Linked DNA regions of Mus musculus: all the other regions are linked to region 1. A link is a loop called in an ENCODE intact Hi-C map of the cell type or tissue named here. Cell type or tissue: heart. All regions are shown on one strand.

What was found. Hi-C counts contacts between places; a loop is a spot of excess contacts. Peaks named below come from ENCODE experiments on the same cell type or tissue, not always from the same donor. Only the 100,000 strongest peaks of a DNase experiment are listed, where the experiment ranks them.
Region 2: it touches region 1 in a loop (5-fold over the local background); 22 of 42 quality-filtered maps call a loop at or near these places.
Region 3: it touches region 1 in a loop (2.0-fold over the local background); 5 of 42 quality-filtered maps call a loop at or near these places.

Annotation. Positions count from the first base shown.
Region 1 is chr5:140,615,185-140,623,184 of GRCm38, forward strand. Lfng (LFNG O-fucosylpeptide 3-beta-N-acetylglucosaminyltransferase) reads left to right here. Exons shown (of 8, transcript NM_008494.3): 8 at 1-361. It overlaps Ttyh3 (tweety family member 3), which reads right to left. Exons shown (of 14, transcript NM_175274.5): 14 at 5,393-8,000. Among named protein-coding and RNA genes, the nearest start is that of Lfng, 12 kb to the left of the region's middle. In heart, CTCF peaks have their summits at 3,491 (motif pointing right) and 4,402 (motif pointing left); DNase peaks (open chromatin) are centred at 1,717, 2,767, 4,447, 4,877 and 4 weaker places; H3K27ac peaks cover 847 bases.
Region 2 is chr5:140,564,382-140,572,381 of GRCm38, forward strand. It overlaps Grifin (galectin-related inter-fiber protein), which reads right to left and starts at 686. Exons shown (of 5, transcript NM_030022.1): 1 at 661-686; 2 at 285-364; 3 at 52-211. The coding sequence starts at 672. In heart, CTCF peaks have their summits at 1,720 (motif pointing right) and 4,059 (motif pointing right); DNase peaks (open chromatin) are centred at 1,300, 3,150, 4,380, 7,500 and 4 weaker places; H3K27ac peaks cover 2,511 bases; H3K27me3 peaks cover 660 bases.
Region 3 is chr5:140,416,299-140,424,298 of GRCm38, forward strand. Eif3b (eukaryotic translation initiation factor 3, subunit B) reads left to right here and starts at 3,007. Exons shown (of 19, transcript NM_133916.2): 1 at 3,007-3,528. The coding sequence starts at 3,063. In heart, a CTCF peak has its summit at 2,443; DNase peaks (open chromatin) are centred at 2,443, 2,713 and 3,023; H3K4me3 peaks cover 3,402 bases; H3K27ac peaks cover 2,651 bases.

The DNA of each region.
Region 1 (8,000 bases):
GGTTGTTTTCTGGGGTGGGCTGGAGAGGGTCTTATTTTATCTTTTCTGTGGATCAGAAAAAAGTGGAAGCCAGACAGGCTTGGTCTTTGGAAAGCTGGACAATGAGTGCCTTAGTACTGTATTTATGCCTTCCAGTATCTGGAATCCTGCTCCCCCCCAACCCTCCCCAGCACCCCAAGACTTACCTCACCCCCACCACCCCCAACTCCTCACTCCCCTACCCCTGGGCTGTATTCTGTGTTCTTTTTGCAAAGACCTTAACTAGGCAAGCTAATGATGATAAGGGAAAAGCTCTCAGGGAATTGATGTGTTGTTGCTATGGTGACGTCCTTCCTCTGAATAAAGGTGCTCTTTGCAGCAACCCAAGGGGCCCTAGTCTTGCTTGGGAGTTGGGGCTAAGCCACCTGTCCATCAAGGTAACTCGAGGGGACTTTCAGATGAGGGCAGGGGAGACCCAGTCATGACATAGAGAAGAAGGCAATTGGTAAGAATTCAGCAAGTTAGCCGGGCATGGTGGCGCACGCCTTTAATCCCAGCACTCGGGAGGCAGAGGCAGGGGGATTTCTGAGTTCGAGGCCAGCCTGGTCTACAGAGTGAGTTCCAGGACAGCCAGGACTATATAGAGAAACCCTGTCTCGAAAAACCAAAAAAAAAAAAAAAAAAAAAAAAAAAAAAAAAAAAAAAAAAAAAAAGAAGAAGAATTCAACAAGTTTACGACTTGGGAGGGAAACTAGTGTTAAAATAGATGAAGTATGGCCAGCTTGGTGTAGATGTGCCTCTGATGGGTTGATACCATGTTGGGAGGTGGGAATTGGACAGGGCTGATGGCGGTAGCTGCTTGATCAGGTCATGCCCTGTGTCAACCTCACTGTGTCCAGACCTTTCTGGAGGAGGTGCAGTGGCTAGTGGGGGCTGGCCAGAGACCCATTTTCCAGACAGGAAAACTGAGGCTCAAAGCAGGCTAAATGAGGATGACCAAAGTCAGGCAGCCAGGCTGCTGAGGTGGATGACCCCCACCCCCCCTAGATCTTCGTTCCCTGTCAACTCTGCTGACACTGCCTGGCCTCTCATCTGTCATGAGATACACCTGTCATGTATCCTCTGAGGATGGGCAGTACCCAGGCTGCTCACTCGTGGGTAGAGCTGGCGAGGACTCGGATCTTTCTGAGGCTCTTCAGGGACCTTCCTCAAATCCAGCCACAGAGGCTGGCTGATCGGGGGATCCTCACCACACTCCTTCCCTGTGGTCTCCTTGTTTCCGCTCCTTTACAGAGAAGCAGGCTAGTGCTGCCCACCTGCTGCCCTTCTGTAGGTGGCTGCCTGCTCTGACCTGACCCCGGACTCACGGGGCTAGGTCCTCATTACCTGCCACCCCTGTGTCCTTTGCCTTCTTCCCCACACCATTTGATTAGAGATCTGTCCTGCACTCCACCAGACATTGCTCACAGCTGTGGGTTCAGCACCCCCAAGTGGGCTGGGCATGGCCCTTGCTGGTAACTGCTCTTGCCTTGTGGGGTGACTGGCCAGAGCCTGACCCCACCTTGGCTTTGTAGTTTGGCTTTTTAAGGCCTGAGGCAGCTGCCTGGGATTTTCAGAGTAGGGGATCCCCAGTGGTGGCCGTGGTCCTTGGCATACAGGGCCTGGTGGCGGTGGCTTGGGGCCCTACTTCTAGATGAGGAAGCTGACATTTGTAAGGGTGGAAAGGTCACGGTGGAGCAGTCTGCACACGGGCCATGAGCCTCCTTCCTGCCTGGATGAGTCAGAGGCCTGCTACCCTCTGCTCTGGTCGTCAAAAGCCCCTTGCAGCTGGCACAGAGCTGGCAGCCACAGAGGTGTGGTACAGCGGCACCAACCTCGCCGCCGGCATGGAGCTGGGGGCCCCAGCCAGGGTGAGCTTCCCATTCTGATTGGAGCCAGAGGGTGGTCCTGAGCCTGGAGGGCAGAACCTCAGCACGGAGCAGGAGGGGAACCCAGTGAGGTGGCATAGGTCTCTAACCTAGTATTATTCATGAGGCTGTTGAGGTAGGAGGATTGTGAGGGTCGTGAGATCAGAGCCAGCATGGGTTACCAAGTGAGGTCAAAAAAATCATCTAAGAAACAGAAGCCAAGTAGGGAGGGCCCAGGAAGGGTCTAGCCAGTGGCTTCAACAACTCCCAGGTAGAGCAGGCGGAAGAGTTTCTCCTGAGGAGGGAAGCAAGCTGACTGACTGACTGACTGACTGACTGACTGACTGACTGATTGATTAATTGATTTTTTTTCAAGACAGAATTTCTCTGTGTAGGCCTGCCTGGCTGTCCTGGTTGATCTGGAACTCAGATTCACCTGCCTCTGCCTCCCAAGTGCCGGGATTAAAGGCGTGCGCCACCAATGACTGGCTGCCTGGCCGCCTCAGTGAGGGTCTTAGCGAGGAGCCCTCCTCTCTGGTCAGTTACTCAGTCAGGTATCCTGTCCTGGGGCTTCCAAAAGTTTATAAAACGCCAGGTACACTGATGCCTCGTGCCTGTAAATCTCAGGGATGGGGAGGCAGAGGCAGGAGGATCGCCAAGAGTTCAAGGCCAGCCTAGGCTACCTACTGAATGATGCTCCTCCCCTCCCAGCTCTCAATAAAAGTAACACTGCACACCACGCAAGCTCTAGGGTGTCAGGGAGGGTGCAGAAGCAGGAAGGCACCCAGCTTCCTCTCTCGAGATGAGCTGGGTCTGGGAGAGGGTGGCAGGGTAGGGTTGAAGCTTTCAACTTCCCTCTCTGAACTTCCCTCCCCTCTGGGGTCAGCAGGGCTGACTTCCTGGAAGAGGTGCCTCACTGCTGGAGCCGGAAGGCCAAAACCACAGCGTGTGAGCAGAAGTCAGCATGTGTTTGTGGGTGTTCAAGCTTGGCACAGCCCAGACAAATGCACCCCAGGGTGGGGTTTGGAGGGACCTGGTGAGGAGAAGGCTGGGAAGGGCAGTGAGCAAAGCCATTTCGTCTCTCCCTGAGGCTGGACCTCTGATGGTAGAAGTCAGAGCCCGCTGGGTGGCTTCAGCCTCTGTTCTGGGCCTCATGAGGTCTCAAGAGGAAGCAGAAGGCCCTGGGCAGACAGCAATTTGTCAGACCCATTGGCCTAGCCTGTGGCACATTCTCCTAGGGCCACCTGACCCCAGCCTTGACCTCTCCCCCACCAAAACAACAAAAAAAATTTATCTTTTCCTATTCATGCTCGGCATTTAATGTTTTTAAATTTTTTTTTTTAAGTTGGGGCTGGAGAGATGGTTCCATGATTGTTGCTCTTGCACAGCAAGGACCCAGGTTCGATTCCCAGCACCCACAGGGCTGCCCATAACTGTCTCCAATCCTAGGGGATGTAACACCATCCTCTGGCCTCTACAGACACCAAGCGTGAATGGTGTACATACAGACAAACGCCTATGCATGTAACTTATAAAAAAAGGTTAAAAATATTGGGGGTTGGCATTTGTAAACATTTTTTAAAAAGATATATAAGTACACTGTACCTGACTTCAGACACACCAGAAGAGGGCGTCAGATCTCATTACAGGTGGTTGTGAGCCACCATGTGGTTGCTGGGAGTTAAACTCAGGACCTCTGGAAGAGCAGTCAGTGCTCTTAACCTCTGAGCCATCTCTCCAACCTTGAGAAATGGTTTTTGTGTGTCATGTGCAAGTTAGGTCACTAGACTTAACAATACGTACCTTAGCCATCTGCGTCATCTCAGTGGTCTTTTGGCAATTTTTTTTTATTGGTGTATTTCCACTGTACACAGTAATTTCATTAAGATAGCTCCATTTGTCACATGCTTTGACCTATTCATCCCCTCTACCTCTGTCCCCTCTAGGATAGTCGTCTTTCTGAGATAGCCCACGTGTACTTTCATATCACACACATACACACACACACACACACACACACACACACACATCCATGAGAACCGACAATATGGCTCAGTCAGTAGAGTGCTTACTAAGCATGAACCAAGTCCTGGGTTCAAATGAGTATCACATGAACATCTTTGGATACATAGAATCCAAGGCCAGCCTGGACTCCATCGTGAAAAATAAGTAAGACTGGAGAGAGAGCTTCAGTGGTTAAGAGCACTGGCTGTTCTTCCTGAGGATCTGAGGTTCGAATCCCAGTGGCTTAGAACTGGCCCGATGCCCTCTTCTGGCCTCTGCCGGTATTGCATGCATGTGATGCAAAGACATACATGCAGGCAAAACACTCATACACATAAAATATTAAAATAAGTAAAATAAGAGGGGGGGAATGTATTAAAACTAACCAGCCTTGCTTTCTGTGCAATTACATATGTAAATCCATGGAAGGGACCCTAGGACCAAGAGGCACCCCATATTGAAGGTTGCTTAGGTATTGTCAAGAGTTTAGAGGTCCCATCAAGGCATCATCCACTTCCACCACAACCCACCATGGTCCTTGGCTGCCGCCTGGTGGCCACAGTTGATAACTTCCCACCCTGGGACTCCCAGTGTGAGTGCCAGCTTTCCAGAGACCCTCCCCCAGATCTAGGGCTACAACCAGGAAGAACTGCAGGCCTTTGCTTTGGCGTAAGTTCCATGTGATACTAAATATATTCCCTTCTGATTTATTGGTCTTTCTCCCTTAGTAGTGCTGAAAATAGAGCCATGGGTCTCGCATATGTTAGGTGAATGCTCAAAGTCCTGAATACATCCCTGGCCTTCTAATGTCTGATTTATGCAATAAGGGAGTCAAGTAGAAGGCTCATGTGCTGTCTCGGGCTGCCTATCAGTGTGGCTCAAGCCGCAGGTGCCAGCACAAGCATTCTCAGCAGAACTACCATCCACTTTCCTCCTCAACATAAACCTCTGGGCATTGTGGATTCAGACTGGCAAGTACTCTCCTGATGGGGGGACCAGTGCCTCCTGCTGGACCCTCGCCTCCCTTGAACCTTGTTTCAGCTTTCACATACAGCTCCCTCACTGGGGGCCTCTAGGTAGGACCACTGAGCCACACTCTAGCCCATCACTGGGGGATTCTAGGCAGGGGCTCTCCCACTTAGCCACGCCTCCAGAGCCTCCCTGGGGAATTCTAGGCAGGGCTCTACCACTCAGGGGCTCTACCACTGAGCCACAGCCCCAGCCCCTCCCTGGAGCCATGCTTTAGTACAGAGCTTTCTGATTGGTCCTTGGCTTCTATACGTCCTTCATCCCTTCCTGACTCAGCAGCTAGAGCAATTCAGTCGAAATGAATACTAGATAGTGTCACTCTACGGCTCCTTCCCAGCCAATTGCTCCCACAGACCTCATTCAGCAACCCTGTGTCCCTAGCCTGAGCTACTCTGTGTACAGTGTTCATGATGAGAATGAGAGAGAGAGAGAGAGAGAGAGAGAGAGAGAGAGAGAGAGAGAGAGAGAGAGAGCTGTTTCTTAAAATTGTTTATTTTAAAACATGAAACCCAAGCTGAATAGAGACCACAGAAATTACATGGACAAGAACTTTAGTTATTTGCCAAGAAAAATAAAGTTCCCCACAGAAATAAAAATCAAACCCCAAACCCAGTTTAAAAAATGAAAGCACAGCAACAGTAACACACAGCCATGGCCCTACAGAGGCTGGAGGGGAACTTGGGGCTGGCTCGATTCAGATGACATAGTCCACTGGGGGCAGATGCAGGCAGAGGGACCGTAACTGGGAGGCAATCTCACAAAATCACATATGGGAGGAAGGGTGCGGCACACCACCGCTGTGATGAAAAACAAAGAGACCCTGGTCACCTGTGGCCCACCAGCTAGCCACCTTCTGGGCCGGACAGAGCTGGGACCGGGTAGGGCAAGCTTTGGAGCTGGGGTCAAGAATTGCATAGTGATATGGGGGGGGGGGGGGGCGGGGTGGGCACAGGGAGAAGGGCTTGAAGGATGCTCCAGGCCGGGATCTTCTGCTACTCACATAAACCAGAGAGTGTTGGTTGGGGTGGGGGCCTCCAGTCCTATCAGTTTTCTCAGCCAGATCCCTCCTCCTGGCTCGGCAAGGGATCGGGCTCTGGTTTGGTGGCTTAGCCCTCCTTGTTACCCACCAGAGCTGTAGGGTCCCCTTGGGTAATAGGGACTGGGGACCAATCACAGGCAGCTGGCACTGGACTGCTCACTCCCTGGGGATGTGGGGGTGGACCACTGGGATTGAGTAGGTAAGTGGCACCCCAGAAATCAGGAAAACGAAATGAAGCCAACCGCAGTGGTAGGAGCCGTCTCCTCCGCAGGGGTCAGGGCGAGAAACCCCTGCTTTCATTTCCCCTGCTTCCTTTCTTCAGCCTCGGTGAGTGAAACGTCACAGATGGGGGCACTCACGCACAGAAGGTCAGGACTCCCGAGACAGCACAAGTTCACAGCCACGTCCGGGCAGTGCCCGCCTCTCATGCTATATACATTCACCTTGTGGCCTGCTCACGGCCAGGGGGCAGCATTTGTGCTTCTGAGAGGCCCCAGGGCACACCCAGGCACCCAGGCAGGGATACCCCAAACCTCCCTCCGGACCTTAGGCCAGGAACATACCCATAGTGGGCAGGCTGGCTGCAGCTGGGCTGCTCTGGCCCTGGAGGTTCCTGGCGCCAGGCCAGTTGGAGTCAAGGCCAGGGTCCCCTGCACTGATGTTGTCGTGCTTAGGAGCTACAGATGCCCCGACTGGGACCCCTAGGCCCTCCGAGTCCTCTGCCCACTCCTTTTGGTCCCAGACACCAGCACAAAGAAAGGGATTTTGGGGAAGGAAAGCAACGTGGAGCCTCTCCCCTCTGGGGGAGCTGAAGCCCAGGGGGTTCTGGGATCCGTAGCTGCCAGGTTGCTCCAGGAGGGCCACAGGTCTGTAAACCACTGGGTCCCAGCCTTGCCCCTCCCACCACATGCTGCTCCACTGGCCCGTAGCTGCCCATCTCACAGACCAGAGCTCACACTGGCTGGCTGGGCCAGGGTAGAGGCTCCAGGTCCTGATTTGGAAGCTAATTCAGCCCAGAAGCACAGCAAACATCACACACTAAAGCCAAAAGCACCTTAGGCAAGCGGTGTTCTGGGTGTGGGGGGCTGAGGCCACATGGACTTCAGTCCCCGGACCCCAGGACATGCTCCTCCTGGGGCAGCACCTGCCTGGGGAGGGGTCTCTAGGCCCTTTGAGTAGCCTGTGGGTCTGGCCCCTCCCTGGCAGCACCCCACAAAGAAATGACCACTCTAGCCCTGGCTCCAGGCTAGACTTAGGGTCACGCTTGCTGGCTCAGGGTCAGCCAGGAGTGCCCATGGCAGCTGAGAGTGAGGTTAGTGGTTAGTCCCAGCGGGGGGTGGGGGGGGCCTTCTGAGGCTGGGGGCACATTCACAGCCGTCACAGGTCCAGCCCCCAAGGCTGGGCTCCAGAGGGCACTGCCGCTTGTCCTGGGTGAGAATGAAACCGAGAGGAAAGTGGGCAGTGTCCTGCGTCGCCTATGTCCCAGACTGCCCTGGAGATGACAAGTGTGGTCAGTGCAAAAACAAAGGGGAAGACAAAGCTGCCACTCTTCAGGAATGAATGGGAAAGAGGGTTTGGCACCAAGAAGGTGGCCAGCACTGAGAGGCCAGGGAGTGACCTGGGCTCAGCTTGGCACCTGCTGTCTGGGGAGGGCTGGCTGGGCACTGAGGGAAGAGTCATGTGGGGAGGAGGTGTAAGAAGAGCCCCACCCTAGAGGCAGCTCAGAACCAACAGGAAGAGCCAAGTAAGCCAGGTGGCTAAGGGAAGGCAGGCGCCGGACGTTGCAAAGACCAGAGAGTATGAAGGGGCCGTTCGGTGATGAGCAGGTGGGCGCCAGGCACAGGGTCCCCTGCCTGTGAATGGAGATGGGATTCTCAGGAGTGTGGCGGTAGGGCAGTACCAGGAAAGGCTCGCTGTAGCTGTGGGGAGGGGGACGCCCAGAGTGCAAGGGGCAGCATGAAGGGTCACCTGTAGAAGGAACGCAGGCAGGGTGGAAGCACCCGGCACAGAGCAGGGCTCAGGGAGCCCAAGAGGACAGAAGG
Region 2 (8,000 bases), 51 kb before region 1:
GGGTCCTAGGTGTCCCACCCCACCTCTCCTTCCTCCCACAGACCCCATCACCTCAAAGGGCTCTCCCAGAGTCAGTGGGAATATGCTGGACACCTCCTCCTGCCCCCACCGTCCTCCCTGGAAAGCATTGCCCACCACCGTGGCGCTGGAGAATCGAGGTTTGACGTGGAAGGCGATGTCTCCGGCGTCTGTTAAGAAGTTGATCTCGAACCTATGGGTGGAGAGTGTGATTAGGGTCAGGAGTGTGGCTGGAGGGTCCCGACCCCAGCGAGGGAGGCTCTTACTTCTCTTCTCCAGCATCTGCATGTCCCTGGACAGTCAGGCTCCAGCCAGGGGCCAGACCCCCTGCACAGAAGGCTTCGAACTGAAGGCAAAACACAGGGGACAGAGCCCCAGAGGGCTGCAACCTCCTTCCTCCCCATCAAGTGTGCTGTTTATTCAGGGACACCGGCTCCCACCAAGCCCAAGCCTCTACTTCCATGTTGCTCTGGGTGTGGTGGTCCAACCTTACCCCCACAGCCTCTCTGCTTGGGGGCTGAGGAGAAGCTATAAACATTCCCAGCTCTATAGTGGAGTAGGTGGCCCCACCAGGCGCCCACCCCCCCACTCCACTTCCTTCTCCAGCATTTGCAACCTCCCTGGGCTGTGGATCTTACCCACCTGCAGTGTCATTGCCCTCAGCCACTGGGTGTGGGGATGAGGCAGCTGGAGATATAGCAGAGCCCGCTGGGGCGGGGCATGGGGGCCCCACCTCTAGGGGCCTTGTCTGGGTCACATGGACCTCTGTGCCCCATTTTTCCTCCCCCCTCAGGCTAACCCTGCTGGAGAGGGGGCTGGGTACATGGCTTAGTGGCAGCGCTCTTGCCCTGGGTTCATCAGTGAATACACTGGTCCTTTCAACATACTTCCCCAGGTCTACCTAGCTCTGCCACCAGCACTATTCAGGGTCTTGTGCACATCTGGGGATACATCACCCATCTTTGTAGGGAGGGTGTAACCAGGGCCCCCCCCAACTCCCATACTCCAGAGCCTCACACTGACCCCATCGGTCTCAAAGAGTGAAGAAAGTGTGTCCTCCTATAGAACCCTGGCTGACCTTATGACCTCAGTCTGACCATCCATCAACTGTCTACCATACTGGGAATGTGTCCCTGATCCAGTCCCCTTCCATCCCAGGGCTGCCCCGCTGCAGTGGCTCAGTGGCCTCAAGGGGATGAATGGGGATTAGGCCTGGCTCTGCTCAGCACATTCCAGTGTCCAGTCTACAGATGGGGAGGGCCTTTCCCACACCCCCACGCCTCTCCTGGCCGGCTGCCTCTTGGGCTGAGCCAATGAGAAGGATCCACTGGGGCCCTCGAGGCCACCTCAAGGATGGAGGAGAGAAGCCCAAGTCTGTGGGGGCGGTTATGGGGGCCTCTGGGACTCTCTGAAGGGGGAAGTTGGGTCACAGTGTAGCTGTGGTGGGGGCCCAGAGCCTTGGGGGTAAAGCCTGCAGATGAGTGTGTAACAAGCACGTGTCTCCTTTTCTCCTGTCCCCGTGGGTCCCCTCTGCCACCGTTCTTCTCTCCAGGCCCTGGCAGGGCTGAGCCTCTGGCCTGCTTTGCCTCTTCCCAGATACCGCTGCACGGATGGACACAGTCTGGCAGGGAGCTATGGGTACCAAGGTCAAGCAGGACACAGAGATGGCTCACTAGCATGGCAGGGTTGGCTGAGCCTGCAGGGGGCAGCCCAGAGCAACAGAGATTCCCTGGGGTGAGCCTGCTGGACCTGCCTGGCTGGGTGCAGAGTCTGCAGACCCCACATGCTCACCTTCCTGGAGGGCCATGGGGAAGAAGTACCATCAGTAAGTGCTTGCTGCGCAAGTAGGGGGATCTGAGTTTGATGCCCAGCACTTGTGCAAGGCACAGAACACAGTGGTCTGTGCTGGGGTCTCCAGCCAGCCAGTCAGGAGACCCTGGCAAGTCCCAGGTCCCTGTGACAGTCTCTCAAAACCACACACACTAAAGCCCTGGGCCGCAGGGCCCACTAGGAGACTGCAGGCCGGCTTCATGGCTTTCCCCTTCTCCTTTCCCCTATGTAGGGATGCTGCTGGGACGAGATGTCCATCTTCAAATTCTCTGGATGTGCAATACAGTGCTGGTTGGTACCAGAACTCAGGGCTGGGGTCAAAGCCCACAAGTCAGGAGTGTGGACAGGTTCTAACCCCCTGGCTACCTTGAGCCAGTGGCCTTCTGTGCTTCACAGCCACGTGCTGGAGTTGCTAATGCTGACCTCTGTCACCTCCTCCCCTTAGTGCTCCCCCCCCCCCACACACACACACCCAGTGCCTGTCTCCTTGATGAAGGAAGGTAAACAAGACAGATGTGGCTGAGCAGGGGAACTGGGTCAGCCCACTCCACCTCCATCTTTCCTAGGATGAGAGGAACATCGACGTGGGCACCTTGTTCTCCGGCTCTTGCAGCCTGGAGGCCATAGCTTGGAATTGGGAGCCTGGGGATGGGGGCGGGGGAGCCCCATACCTGTTGAGACATGAGGCCCAGATTTTGCTGCCAGGGACAGAGAGGTCAAAGATGCCTGCTTCCAACGGTCTCCATCCCCTGTGAGCCTCAACCTCCCCCTTCCGGCTTATGAGGTCTGTGTGGTAGGAAAGCTGGCGGCTGCCCACCACCCAGCTCAGTCTCTACAGCTGGGAAGTGTTGGAACCCCAGGCCATTCTGATGGAGGCTGGACGTGCTCCCACAACTGGACTCTGCCCCATGGTGTCACACAGACCTGTGCTTGCATCCCTCTGAGTGGCTGGGACTTGTGTCTGGTAGGGTTGGAGCAGGAGGCTGTGACAACTCCCAATGACCCAGGCAGCTACAGCCCCGGGGACAGAATGGGCCAAGGAGAGACCCGAGATGCACTTTGCCCCCACACCAATGTCAGGGAACCCAGCTCCTTCCTTGGCTGCCTCTGCCCTGGCCTGGTTGGATTTTGTGAGATTCGATGGTGTGGCGGGCAGTAGTCCTCTATGCCGTGCTGTCTGGTGGGCCTGCTGCCAGGTGAGGTGGTTCAGGGCTGAGACTAACAGACCTGCCATTTAGGCAGCACCCGCACCTCCTACCTCCACCCGGATGTGCGGTTTTGCCTGGAGCTGTTGACTTTGAAGGTTCTTAAGCAGGAGCTGGTCTCCACCCAGCTTAGGGGAGGAGCTACACCAGGATGGGGGGCGGGGCGCGGTGTAGGCGGACATCTTGGCCAGACCCTGGCCAGTGCTGAGTGCCAACTCTCCTCCCCCTCTCCTCTTCCCTGGCTCCTCCACTTCTCTTCTTCCTCCCCACGTCATCCTTTTCCCTCATCCATTTTCCCCTGTTCATGTGTTTCTAAGAATGTCCTTACTTAGCCCAGGCTTGCCTCCGACTTTCAAGTTTTATCCCAGCCTCCTCAGTGCTGAGATTATAGACCTGTGCCACTACACCCAGGCTGCTTTTAAGAAGTGGTCACTTCGCGTAGCCCAGGCTTGCTCCCTGTCAGATACCTACTGGCCAGTTTACAGGCATCTCTAAAGCTGACAGCCTTTGGGATTGGTTCTGAGATCCATATTCTGGAAAAGGATGTAGGAGCACAGACACACAGCTAGACCATCACAGAGCCAAGGTTTGAAGCCAGCAGTATGCCTGCCCGAGTCCCCACCCTAAACACATCCCTTGGAAGCATGGGATGGAGGTCCATCTGGGTTGGCTTTCAGGAGGAGGAGGCACTACGGGTGGCTGTTGTAGAATGAACAGGAGTTAGGTTATGGGAAGGTACCCAAACCAACAACAATCTGGGTGTGGTGGCACAGAACTATAATCCCAGCACTGAGGCAGGAGGATTGAAAGTTGGAGGCTCCCGGTCATGATGAAGGGGAATCATCTTTTCTCGGCTACATCTGTCAGTTTCTGAGCCAAACTCCTCAGTCAGTGTTTCCCAGTAACCCATTAATTTTGCAACCATCAAGAGTGTTCATATTTGTTCACAACCCTGTTGGACAAGAACCTTCCCTTTCCCTTTTGGGCTGTTTCCCTGATGGTGCATTGCTGTGAGCAACCTCCAGGGGGCAGTAAGGAGCCAAGTCAAAGAAAAAATGCCCGGATAAATGTGGCACATTGTAACAGAGGATAGTGCTGGAGGGTGTGGGGGCGGGTGTTGAAGGGATTCCCTCCCAACCATCCAAACTGACTCAATGCCAATAGGAAAGGAGCCAATGTGAAGCCACCTTTGAGGTATGGCCCACAGAGGGTTGTCTGGAACAGAAACACAATTTGAGGAGGCCACTGAGGCAGACAGGGTTAGGGCCAGCTGTGCAGGCAAGAACATGCCTGCCTACTCACATCTGACCTTGACGGAGCCAGATATTTTCTCCAGATGCATGCTGGGCTCCAGGGACACTGCCGAAGCGCCAGCGCTATAAACAGACCCGGGGACTGGATTGGAGGAAGGAAGAGCTGTAAATACAACCAGACAATAAAGTGTCTGGAGGATCCCCTTCACGCTGTGCTGAAGGTGTAGGTGCGGAAATTCTGAGCCCCAGAACCAGGGAGGGGACACGGCTCACCAGACAGGAGCATTATTTTATTAACTAATTTATTTATTTATTTTTGGTTTTGGTTTTTCGAGACAGGGTTTCTCTGTGTAGCCCTGGCTGTCCTGAAACTCACTCTGTAGACCAGGCTGGCCTTGAACTCAGAAATCCTCCTGCCTCTACCTCCCAAGTGCTGGGATTAAAGGCGTGCGCCACCACTGCCCGGCTATTTTAAAGATGTGTGTGTGTGTGTGCGCGCGCGCGCGCGCGCGCGCGAAAATGCTTAGGTAAGCCAGAAGAGGAATCAGGTATCCTGCTCTGTCTCTCTCTGCCTTATCCTTTGAGACAGGATCTCTAACTGAGCCTGAAGCTAAGATGCTAACCTCAAGCCCCAGTGGCATTCCTGTCTCTACCCCACCCCCAGCTCCTGAGTGACAGGTGGGCACAGCCAAGCCCTGCTTTTTTTTTTTTTTTTTTTTTTTTCAGTAATGGAGATTCACGCTTTTGAGAGGCACATGTGCACTACCTCACTCAGCCTTGCAGGGGCATTTATAGACCACCAGTGCATTCATGCACAGTAGACCCTGGGAAGGCTGTGTTCATGTAGTTTGTCTTGTAGACAGAGAGACTGACAGAATGCGCCCACTGAACTTCTGGAATATTCCATGGAGATATGAGTCTATAACACAGACTAGATTCCCAAATCAGGACAAAAGGCATGCTAATAATCCCTTCCTTTCTTCCTTCAAAGACGGAGTCTTACGTAGCCCAGGCTGCCCTCAAACTCACTGCGTAGCCAAGGATACTCTTGCTCTCTTGATCCCCATTCCTCCACCTCCAGAGTGTGAAATTACAGGTGTATACCACTGTACCTGGTTTATGGGGTACTGGGGATGGTGCCCAGGACTTCATGCATGCTAGACAAGTGTTTCCTCCCCTATGCTACATGGCCAGCCCTCTCCTCCCTTTCTGAGACATGGTTGGTCTCATTCTTTAGTCCAAGGTAGCCTTGAGCTCCCTGAGACATGGGTGCCTCAGCCTCTCAAGTGCTGAGCCTACAATCCTGCATCACTTTGCCTATTTATTATTATATAGGACCTGAAAATCTGAAGTCCAAGGGCAGCCTCAGCTATATGAAACCTTGTGTAAAAAAATATTTAAATTAAAAAAAAAAAGTGTTAGCCGGGCATGGTGGCACACACCTTTAATCCCAGCACTTGGGAGGCAGAGGCAGGCAGATTTCTGAGTTTGAGGCCAGCCTGGTCTACAAAGTGAGTTCCAGGACAGCCAGGGCTACACAGAGAAACCGTGTCTCGAAAAACTAAAAAAAAAAAAAAGTGTTACATGTTTTCTTTCAAATATGGAAACCTCAAAAAACATAAAGACCAAAAAGCATAAAGATGGGGGGGTGCATTAGGGATGGTGGGGGCTGGGGTGGGGACAGGAAGTGGGTAGGAAAGGGGGTAGGTGAGATCGACCCATGACATATACATGAGCCGCAATGACCCAGCAACGCCCACTGATTTCTGCACTTACTATCTGCTGGTAATTATCCCTGCCATGATTTTCATATTGATTCCATGTTTAAACAGTAAGTTTTGACACGCTGAGTTAGGTGAAGCATATAATTAAGTTTTACCCTGAGCACTTAGAAAATGTCAGAGTAGAGAGCTGCGGAGATGGCTCAGCAGTTTAGAGCACCAGGCGCCTTTTCCGGAGGAGCCCGATGCAATTCCCAGCACCCACGTGGCACCTCCCACCATCTGTGACTGCAGTTCCAGGGGATCTGACGCCCTCTTCTGTTCACTGCAGGGACCAGTCATGTATGTGGTGCACAGGCAAAACACTTATGCACTCAAAATAAAATTAAAAAGTGTGTGTGTGTGTGTCCACGTGTGTGTGGTATATGCATGTGTGTGTGCCCATATACATATGATATGTTGCCAATATCAGCTGTCTTTTTTTTTGTCACTCTCTACCTTACTAGTGCTTCTGCTTGCTTTTGTCTTGTATTTGAGGCAGGGTCTCTTACAGAACCTGGAGCTCGCCAATCTGGCTAGAATGGTTAGCGGGCAAGCTCCACCAACCTGTCAGCACCCACCCCCCAGCTCTGGGGTTATAGGCATGCCACACTGAGATTCTATATAATCACTAGGGAATTGAACCCAGGTCCTCAGGTTTGCACAGCAAGCCCTTCACCCACAGAGCCGTCTTCCCAGCACCCCACCGGTCTTTATTAATATTCTTTTCAAGACAGAGTTTCTCTGAGTAGCCCTGGCTGTCCTAGAACTCACTCTGAGACTGGACTGGCCTCAAACTCCACCTGCCTCTGCCTTCAAGTGCTGGGATTAAAGGCATGGCCACCATAGCCTGGCTCTTTTTATTTTTTTAAAGATAAGCAATAGAAAAATCTCTGTGACAGTTGAGATAGTTCACATCTGTAGTCTCAGCAGGCAGGAGACGGAGGCAGGAGGGACTGTGAGTTCCATGGCTCCCTAGGGTACGGTCATATTTTGTCAAAAAAAGGGGGGGGTTGGGGCTGCGGCTTTGTTGGTAGACTGCTTGCCCAGCATGCACGAAAATGCATAAACTGGACATGATTGGTGGTCACCCATCATCTCTGCACCAGACAGATAGAAGAAGAAAATTTGAAATTCAAGATCATCCTTGGCTACATAGCAAATTGGAGGCTACTCTAAGATGTGTAAGATCCCGTCTCAAAAATAAAATATAACAAAGAGATAAAGAGAGAGACATTTTATATTGTCCCTGTGGTTGGGAATGAGCCCTTCCCGGGAATCCTTAGGGACAGGCTGTGGCCACTGCCTAAGCCTCTGTCACCAGGAAGTCTGTGCTGCGTCCCTGAACCACACTCCCATCAGCCTCAGGCAGCACAGGCCGCCTGCCCCGGCAGAGCCGACTGGCTTCCAATGTGTTCCATCCCTGCCAAGGCGCTTGGGAAAGACCCAGGGGAGCCACCAGCTCCTAAAATAACCTCACACCAGTTCCAGGACATCTGTGGGATGGGGAGGAGTTGTGAGCCCCAAGGAACACTGAAGAGACGGGTAGGGCTGGAAATGGGGACCGGCGGGCCGAGCAGAGACAAAGAGGAGGCAACAGAGAAAAGTAGACATGGCAGGGCCTGATGTCAGTAGCCAGTCATCCCAACGTAATGGGAGGCTGAAGCAGGAGGATCGTGAGTTCAATACCAGCCCGGGAAACGTATGGTGAGACTCTGTAAACAGAGTAAACAGAAGGCTGAGGATGAAGCACTGTGCCTTTGTGGTGCGCATGCGCCCTTAGGATCACTCCTAGGAATGGGGGTGAGGGAGGGTACAGGGTAGGGGTGGGGAAGTAGCAGAGAGATACTAACAAAGATAGGTAGAAACTCCTTTTTTTTTTTTTTTATAAAAGATTTATTTATTTATCTTATGAATATGAGTACACCACCGCT
Region 3 (8,000 bases), 200 kb before region 1:
ACCTCCCACCCCCCCCTGGCCAATTTATTTATTATATATCAGATCTCATTACAGATGGTTGTGAGCAATCATGTGGTTTCTGGGATTTGAACTCAGGACCTCTGGAAGAGCAGTCAGTGTTCTTAACCGCTGAGCCATATCTCTAGCCTAAGCAGCTTGTCTTAACAAAGCAGGAACCTCAGCAGCCCAGCCGGTAATACAAGAGGACAGAGTGGAGCTCTGACAGGACAGTGGCAACTTGAATGCAGGTGAAGAGCTGCCGGGGACAGTTCTCGGGAAGCAGAGGTATGGAGGAAAAACCATAGAGACGTTACAGGCAAGGCTTTGAAGAGCTGAAGATGAAAGCCGTGGCTTGGTGACTGGAAGAGTTCCAGAGAGCTGCCAAGCTCTGAGAAGAGGTGCATCCAACCCTTTGACATCCAGACTTCACGCCTGAGAACTATGCAGTGGAGTTTAAAATAAAATTGCAAAACTATTTTTGAGTAAGTACACGAGTTTAGGCTGGGCTACACGCAAAACTATCCTTGGGCCTGGACAGGCTTGCAGGGTTATGAGTTCTGCTATTCAAGAGCTGGGACTCTTAAGCAGAGGCCTACCTGAAGCTAGAGAGTGATGCTAGACAGGCAATGGTGGTGCATGCCTTTAATCCAGAACTAGGGTAGAGGTAGGGGGATCTGAGGTCAGCCAGGTCTACAGAATGAGTACTAGGACAGCCATAGCTACACAGGGAAACTCTGTCTCAAGGAGAGACAGAGAAAGTGAGAAAGAGAATGGGAGAGCACTATCTTTGAGGAGCCATGGGTCTCAACACTCAGGGCTTGAGAGCCATAAAAGTACTTGGTGGAGGGTTACAGTGGATGCTTTGTGTGGGGCTCCTGGCAACCTAACCTAGAGAAGAAAGTCTGTTTCCCCAGCACCTACAGCCATGATAAGTCTCTGGCTTCTAGAACCCGGAGCCATAAGCCTTTCTCAAGATTTGGATCGAATCCAGACACTGGGGCTTTGGGCTCTCAAAGGTCTGGGCCTGCCAGTCCTAGAAGAGACACTAATTAAAAACTAAGTATCCTTTAGCCAGGCTGGTGCATGCCTTTAATCTTAGCACTCGGGAGGCAGAGGCAGGCGAGTTCGAGGCCAGCCTGGTCTACAAAGTGAGTTCCAGGACAGCTAGGGCTACACAGAGAAACCCTGTCTCTTAAAACAAAACAAACAAACAAAAAAAGTAAATTAATTTACTTAGTGGGTACCTAGCACATCAGCGCCCCTGGCCCCAGTCAGTTCTCTCCGTCTACAATATGAGTTTGCAGGATAGAACTCAATTGTCAGGATTAACAGCAAGAAATGATGAGTAGATCATAAATACTTCTGAGTAGATCATAAATACTCAGCCAGGGGCTGGTGAGATGGCTCAGTGGGTAAGAGCACCCGACTGCTCTTCCGAAGGTCTGAAGTTCAAATCCCAGCAACCACATGGTGGCTCACAGCCATCTGTAATGAAATCTGACCCCTCTTCTGGAGGGTCTGAAGACAGCTACAGTGTACTTACATGTAGTAAATAAATAAATAAATAAATCTTAAAAAAAAAAAAAACCTCAGCCAGCCCAGTACTAACTTATCCATCAGCCCGTGTTCACATGTTTTGTGGTTTAGTCTTTATATCGCACAGGCTGGCATGATCTTTCTGCCTCAGTCTCCCCAGTGCTGGGATTCCAAGTCTATGCTTCCTGGTCAACTAACAGGTCCTTTAAAAAAAAAAAAAAAGGAAAGTTTTGTTTGTTTTTTCTTAGGAATGATCTGGGACCAGAGAGGTGACTCAACTGTTTTTGTTGTTGTTTTGTCTTTTAAATTAGGCTCAACAGTTCAGAGCATTGCCTGCTCTTCTAGAGAGCCTGGGTTCTATTGCCAGCAACGACATGCGGTTCATAATTGTCTACTCTAAGTCCTGCGCGTGATACGATGCCTTCTTTCGGCCTCCGCTTGTACACGGTGCACAGACAGACTTGCTGGCAGAACACTGATACGCATAAAAAAAAATTCGAGTTAAGAGATGGTTGTAAACTACCATATGGGTACTGAGAGCGAAACTTGTGTTCTTAAGCTCTTAGTCCCCTCAACTAGTTCTTATTAAGATTTTCGAAACTTTGAACTGGAAGTATCAAAAATCTTGACTATCTTTTCAAGCAAACCACTCTTGGGGTCCCCCTGGTCACTCCACGAAGGTTCCGTCCCGTCCACCCCACGCTGGCCCACGTGATCGCGCTCTCCCGCGCGTGAAGACCGCAGTCACCGGCAGACAGAATCACAGTGACTTTCACGTCTGGGGCCAACGCTAAATTGCGAGCCGCTGCAGTGAGGATGGCCATTGAGATTAAAGCCGCTCATCACACGACTCTGCATTGTGCGGGCAGTCATTCTTGTGTGTGTTGGCGGCCCCTGGTTGTCGGCGAGCTCCTCGCGTAATTTTGGAACCCTTCGTTCTTTTGCCCCGTCAGTGGACCGGTCTAAAATGCAAGACCTTACGGGGGAGCGAAGCCAGTCATGTCAGTCAAGCAGTCTGTCTGATTAAAAGCAAAGCTTACAAAGAATCATGTGTGGAGCTTTCAGTTGTCTTGGCATTATTTTATGGTCACATATTTTGTCTTCATACAGTTACGCGTGTTAATCATTTGAGAATCCACTTGATGCTCCCCAGATAGTACAGTCCTTCCCCGTAGCGCCCGCTGGGAGAGGCAAAGGAACTTCTACCATCTTGGACGCAACTATTTCTTAGCTAGAATGGGGGAGCCACATATCCTTGTGAATTTATTTGCTACCTTAAAAAACCTTTTGGGCTATAAATAAACTTGCATATCTTGAAACTTATTATTTTAATTGTTTCTAGATTTTTATGCATATCTGAGTTTTCTCGGGCTGATCGTGAGGAATGAGGGCGTGGGTGTCTCCCCCGAGCCACATCTTGGTACGATCCCATCGCTGCACGCACATGGCTCCGCGCTAGCGGCGCGCGGTGACTTCTGGGAGTCGGAAGCAGGGCGGCCGAGCCGGGTGAGAAGCAGCGCGGGCCCATGCAGGACGCTGAGAACGTGGCGGTGCCCGAGGCGGCCGAGGAGCGGGCTGAGCCCGCGAGGCAGCAGCCGGCCTCCGAGTCGCCGCCGACGGACGAGGCGGCAGGGTCTGGGGGGTCCGAAGTGGGGCAGACGGAAGACGCCGAAGAAGACGCCGAGGCCGGACCGGAGCCCGAAGTGAGGGCCAAGCCGGCGGCCCAATCCGAAGAGGAAACGGCGACGAGTCCGGCCGCCTCGCCCACGCCGCAGTCGGCGGAGCGGTCCCCGTCGCAGGAGCCCTCTGCTCCCGGGAAGGCAGAGGCCGTTGGCGAGCAGGCCCGGGGGCACCCCTCGGCTGGAGCGGAGGAGGAGGGCGGGTCTGATGGGAGCGCGGCTGAGGCGGAGCCGCGGGCTCTGGAGAACGGAGAGGCAGATGAGCCCTCCTTCAGCGACCCCGAGGATTTCGTAGACGACGTGAGCGAGGAAGGTAAGGGCGATCGTGTCCCCGGCCAGGGCGCGAGGTCTCCCGGTTACAACGATCTTGTTTCCTCTACAGTGGGGGACCATTTGGGGAGTCCGTTTCTGCGGCAAGCCCTTGCACCTGGGGGTTGGTGGAGGGCAGGACGAACAGGACTATCTGGGGGCATTCCAGTTTCCTGGCCAAGGGTTTCCAGGGTTGACCAGTTGCTGTGTTCCCAATGGTTTCCGTAGTAAGGCATTGCCATCGGACCCAAGCACATTACCAACCTGCTTCCTTTTACTAGGTCGGTACCCTGGACCATTGCTTTTTCACATTGTTCGTTTGGCCGCTTACTTCATGATTTCTTCTATGGTGACTGGCTTTTTAAAGGCATTGTTTCTGTCTACCTGCACAGGAGCCAGATTCCTAAAATCTTTTTTGACAGTTGATAGCATGTGTTCCTCTGCCGTTTCAACTTCACTTGAGCCAGTTCCTTCATGTGTTGGTGTGGCTAATACCAAGGGCCAAAGGGCCTAAGAACACCACTTTTTTTTTTTTTTTTTTAAACGAGACAGGGCCTCTCTATGTAGTTCAGGCTGAAATTGAACTCTTGGTTCTTCTCAGTTTTCACGGTGCTGGTCCTACAGACATGTACTCCCAAACAATTGCTTTTGAACTACCATGAAAATTCAGCGCCCCAATATAGTTGTCAACTTAGAACTTACAATATTTCAAGAGGTCGTCATTTGATGTCACCATTGTTTGACTTAATCCTTTTGTATGTTTGTGGGGGTTGTTTTGTTTTGTTGTGAAACAGGGTCTGGCATGGTCCAGGCTGGCCAGCTCTTTATGAAGCTGAAGCTGTCTTTGATCCCCATCCTTCTGCCTCCACTTTCAGATTGCCAGGATTTGAGATGTGAGTCACCATGCCTGGCTTATTTCTTGAAAGATGGCTAAGAGTGAGAAGCCGATAAACTAATGTGAGGAATCTATAGGCTCCAGCCTTGAGGACGTTTATCTGGGTAGAGCAGGTTTCTGGGTTCCCACTCTCGCCCGACTCCAGTGCTTGCTAATGTACCTGTTTTCCCCATGTTAGAGCCTAAGCTTTGACTTTGAAGCTCCTTTTGAATCCTTGGTTCCTTTGGCTATTTTGGGTCTGGGCTGTCCCTGTCACTTCATGGTTTCAGACAGGACCTCACCATTTGGCTGGGCCAGCAGGCCACGTAGGTCCTTGTACTTTTCTAGCACTGGGAATGCGGCTCCGTGCCCCTCCAGCTTTTTTGAGTTGGGTGCTAGCCTACAGGAGTGATCTTACCTCAAGTCCTGCTGCTCGCCCAACAAGCGTCTTTTGAGCTAAACCATTTGCCCATAGGCACTACCAGCATCTTTTCCCCTTTTCAAAGGTCTGTTTTGTTTTGTTTATTTGTTTTTAATTGAAATTTTGCACAGGATCATTTTGCCCGTGTGTCTAGTGCCCATGGAGGCCATTGGATGGCTCTCTTAGAACTGGAGTTTGAATTAGAATTGGTTGTAAGTACTGGGAAGAAAATGGGTCAGTCTACTGCAAGATGAGTATTTAAAGAATATTTGAACCCGTTTAATTCACAGATTCCAGTATGTATATTATTTCCAGAATTGGGGATTATAGGAGTCAGGGGATGCTGGCTGGTGTGACTGCAAGGCCAGCCTGCCTTCAACAAGTCTGCTAGGAGCCCAGTGGGTCCCGTCCAGTGTATGCAGGGAAAGGGAGAGTAATGAGAATCTGGCCCTTAATGGTTGGAACTCTTAAGGCCATCTGGCTTTGGGCATCAGGGTGTCACAGTGTCATCAGGGTGAGAAGAGAAACAGCCTTTTGGTTTCTACCAGGAGGAGCAGTGTGGAATCCTCACATCAGTATATGCCTCCTATTCTGTTACTGATAATGAACAAGTTGTTTTCTCTAGTGTGCTGTGCATGCCAGCAGTTCAGTACTTGGAAGGTAGAGGTTTGAGGTTAGCCCTTGCTACATAGAGGGTGCAGAGCCAGCCCGAGGTACTTGGGACCCTATATCACAAGACAGATAGAAGGGGGCTGAAGAGATGGCTCAACACTTGCTGTTCTTCCAGAGCACCTGGGTTTGATTCCCAGCTCCTGCATGATGGCTCACAAGTCTCTGTAACTCAGGAGTGATCATGTGGTACACATATACACAAAAAACATTTATACATGTCACAATAAAGTGTAAAAAACCCAAGCAAATGGAAAGAAGCAGTGTGTTGCGTTCTGAGGATATTTTGCTCTGCGCTTCTCAGGAGAAGCAGATGGTTAGTTACAGGCTAGGAGCACTTTGAGCTCCTGGGAAGGAGTCTAGTCTGTATGGAAGCTGGGCTTTTCTTTATTGTGTCTTGTTAAGTTTAGATCCAGCTTAGCAGGCTGTTTAATTGTATGGTAAGCAGGCTTTTAAAGGAACCCGGAGTTTCTGTAGTGAAGGTGTGTGGCATGGCTGTGTTGAAAATCTGCCTCTTACCTCCTCACTCCTTGCCTGCTCTTGATTCTGGCATCTTTGAAATGTGTCTTAATTAAGTTTCTTTTGCTGTGACAAAAGCCACTTACGTCAGTCCATCATCCAAGGAAGTGAGGGCAGGAGCTGATGCAGAGGCCATAGAGGAGTGCTGCTAAGGCTCGCTCAGGCTGCTTTCTTATAACATCCAGGGACACTAGCCTGGGATGGCACTGCCACAGTGAATTGTGTTCTCTCATCCCAATCATCAGGCAAGAAGTTAACCCACAACCTCGCCTACAGGCGAGTCTGGTGGGGGCATTTTCTCAAGTGAGGTTTCCTTCTCCCAGGTAACTCTCGTTGTGTCAAGTTGACATAAAATTAGCCAGCACGGAATGCAATGGACTAGTGTGGTAGAACCGAGGAGCTGGCGCATGCCATGCAAGGGTTCTACCAAGCCGTACTCCCAGCCCACCAGCAGTGACCTGAAAAAAGTCATTTGGTGAGTTAGTTGGTGCTGAGCATTTGTGTCGCCGTCAGGACAGTCAGTGTTCAGGAGCTGGTTTTCTCCTTCCGCAGTGGGTTCCAGAGATTGAACTCAGGTCCTCAGGCTTGTGTGACAAGTGCTTCTACACACGGAGCCTTCCTGCTGGCCCAGAATTGCCTTTTATACTTAAACATACATTACTCATTTATTTATTTGTATCCCCCCCCCTTTTTTTTACATTTTACTTTGTATGTATTTGCCTGCATTCATGTTTATGAACTACGTGTGTGACTGGTATTTGTGGAGACCAACAGAGGGCATCAGATTCCTTGAAACTAAGAGTTACCAGTAGCTGTGAGCCAACAATTGAGCCTCAGTCCTCTGCAAGAGCAACAAGTACTCTACAATGGCTGAGCCATCTGTCCAGCTCTGTTGTTTATTTATTTTTTATTTTATATGAATGGGTGTTTTGCCTACATGGATGTCTGTGTAGCACAGGTATGCACTTGCCTTTGGAGGCTAGAAGAGGGGATTGGAGTCTGGAACTGGTTGTGAACCACCATGTGGGTGCTAGGAACTGAACTCTGGTCCCGGAAGAATAACAAGTGATCTTAGCCGCTGAACCTTCTCCCCATCCTCTCCTCCCTTCCATCTTTTCTTTTTGAGACCAGGTCTCGCCGTGATTCTCTGGCTGTTCAGGAACTCACTAGGCTGGCCTTGAACTTCTCTGCTCACCTCTGCCTTCTGAGCTGTGATTGCAGGCATTAGTCATGACGACTTGTTTTAAGCAGGATCTTCTTGTGTAGACCTGGATGGCCTGAGCCATGGCTGTCTTTCTGTCCTGGTTTCTTAGGTTCTGGGAGCGTGGGGGCGTTCTTACATTCAGCTCACATTTCTCTCTGTGTGCGTGTACACATGGGGACCAGAGGTTTGTGTCAGGTGTGTGCTGCTGCTGAGCTTCACCCCTTTTGGAACTCACTCTGGAGAACTCTGTAGACCAGGCTGGCCTCCAACTCAGAGATCTGCCTGCCTCTGCCTCCAGTGCAGGGATTAAAGGTGTGCGCCATGACCTCCCTACTCCACCTTCTCCCTTTAAAAAATGTTTTTAATGTGTATTAGGGTTTTATTTGTAAGTATATCTGTGTGAGGTTGTCAGATCTTGGAATTACACCTTGTGAGCCACCATGTGGATGCTGGGGATTGAACCCAGGTCCTCTAGAAGAGCAGTCGATGCACTTAACCACTGAGTCATCTCTCTAGCTCCTAAGATAGGGTTTCTAATTGAACCTGGAGCTCACCATTTCAGCTAGACGGGTTGCGCAGCAAGCCCCTGAGGTCCCCTTGGTTCTGTCCTCACAGCATTGGGAGGAAGGACACAGATGTGGCTTTTTGAGACAGAGTCTTTACTGTGTGGCCGTGGCTGTCCTAGAATTCGATTTGTAGACTAGGCTGGCCTTGAATTCACAGAGGTCTGCCTGCCCGAGTCCTGGGATTGGAAGCATGGGCCATGGCTTGTGGGTAGCAAGCACTTTC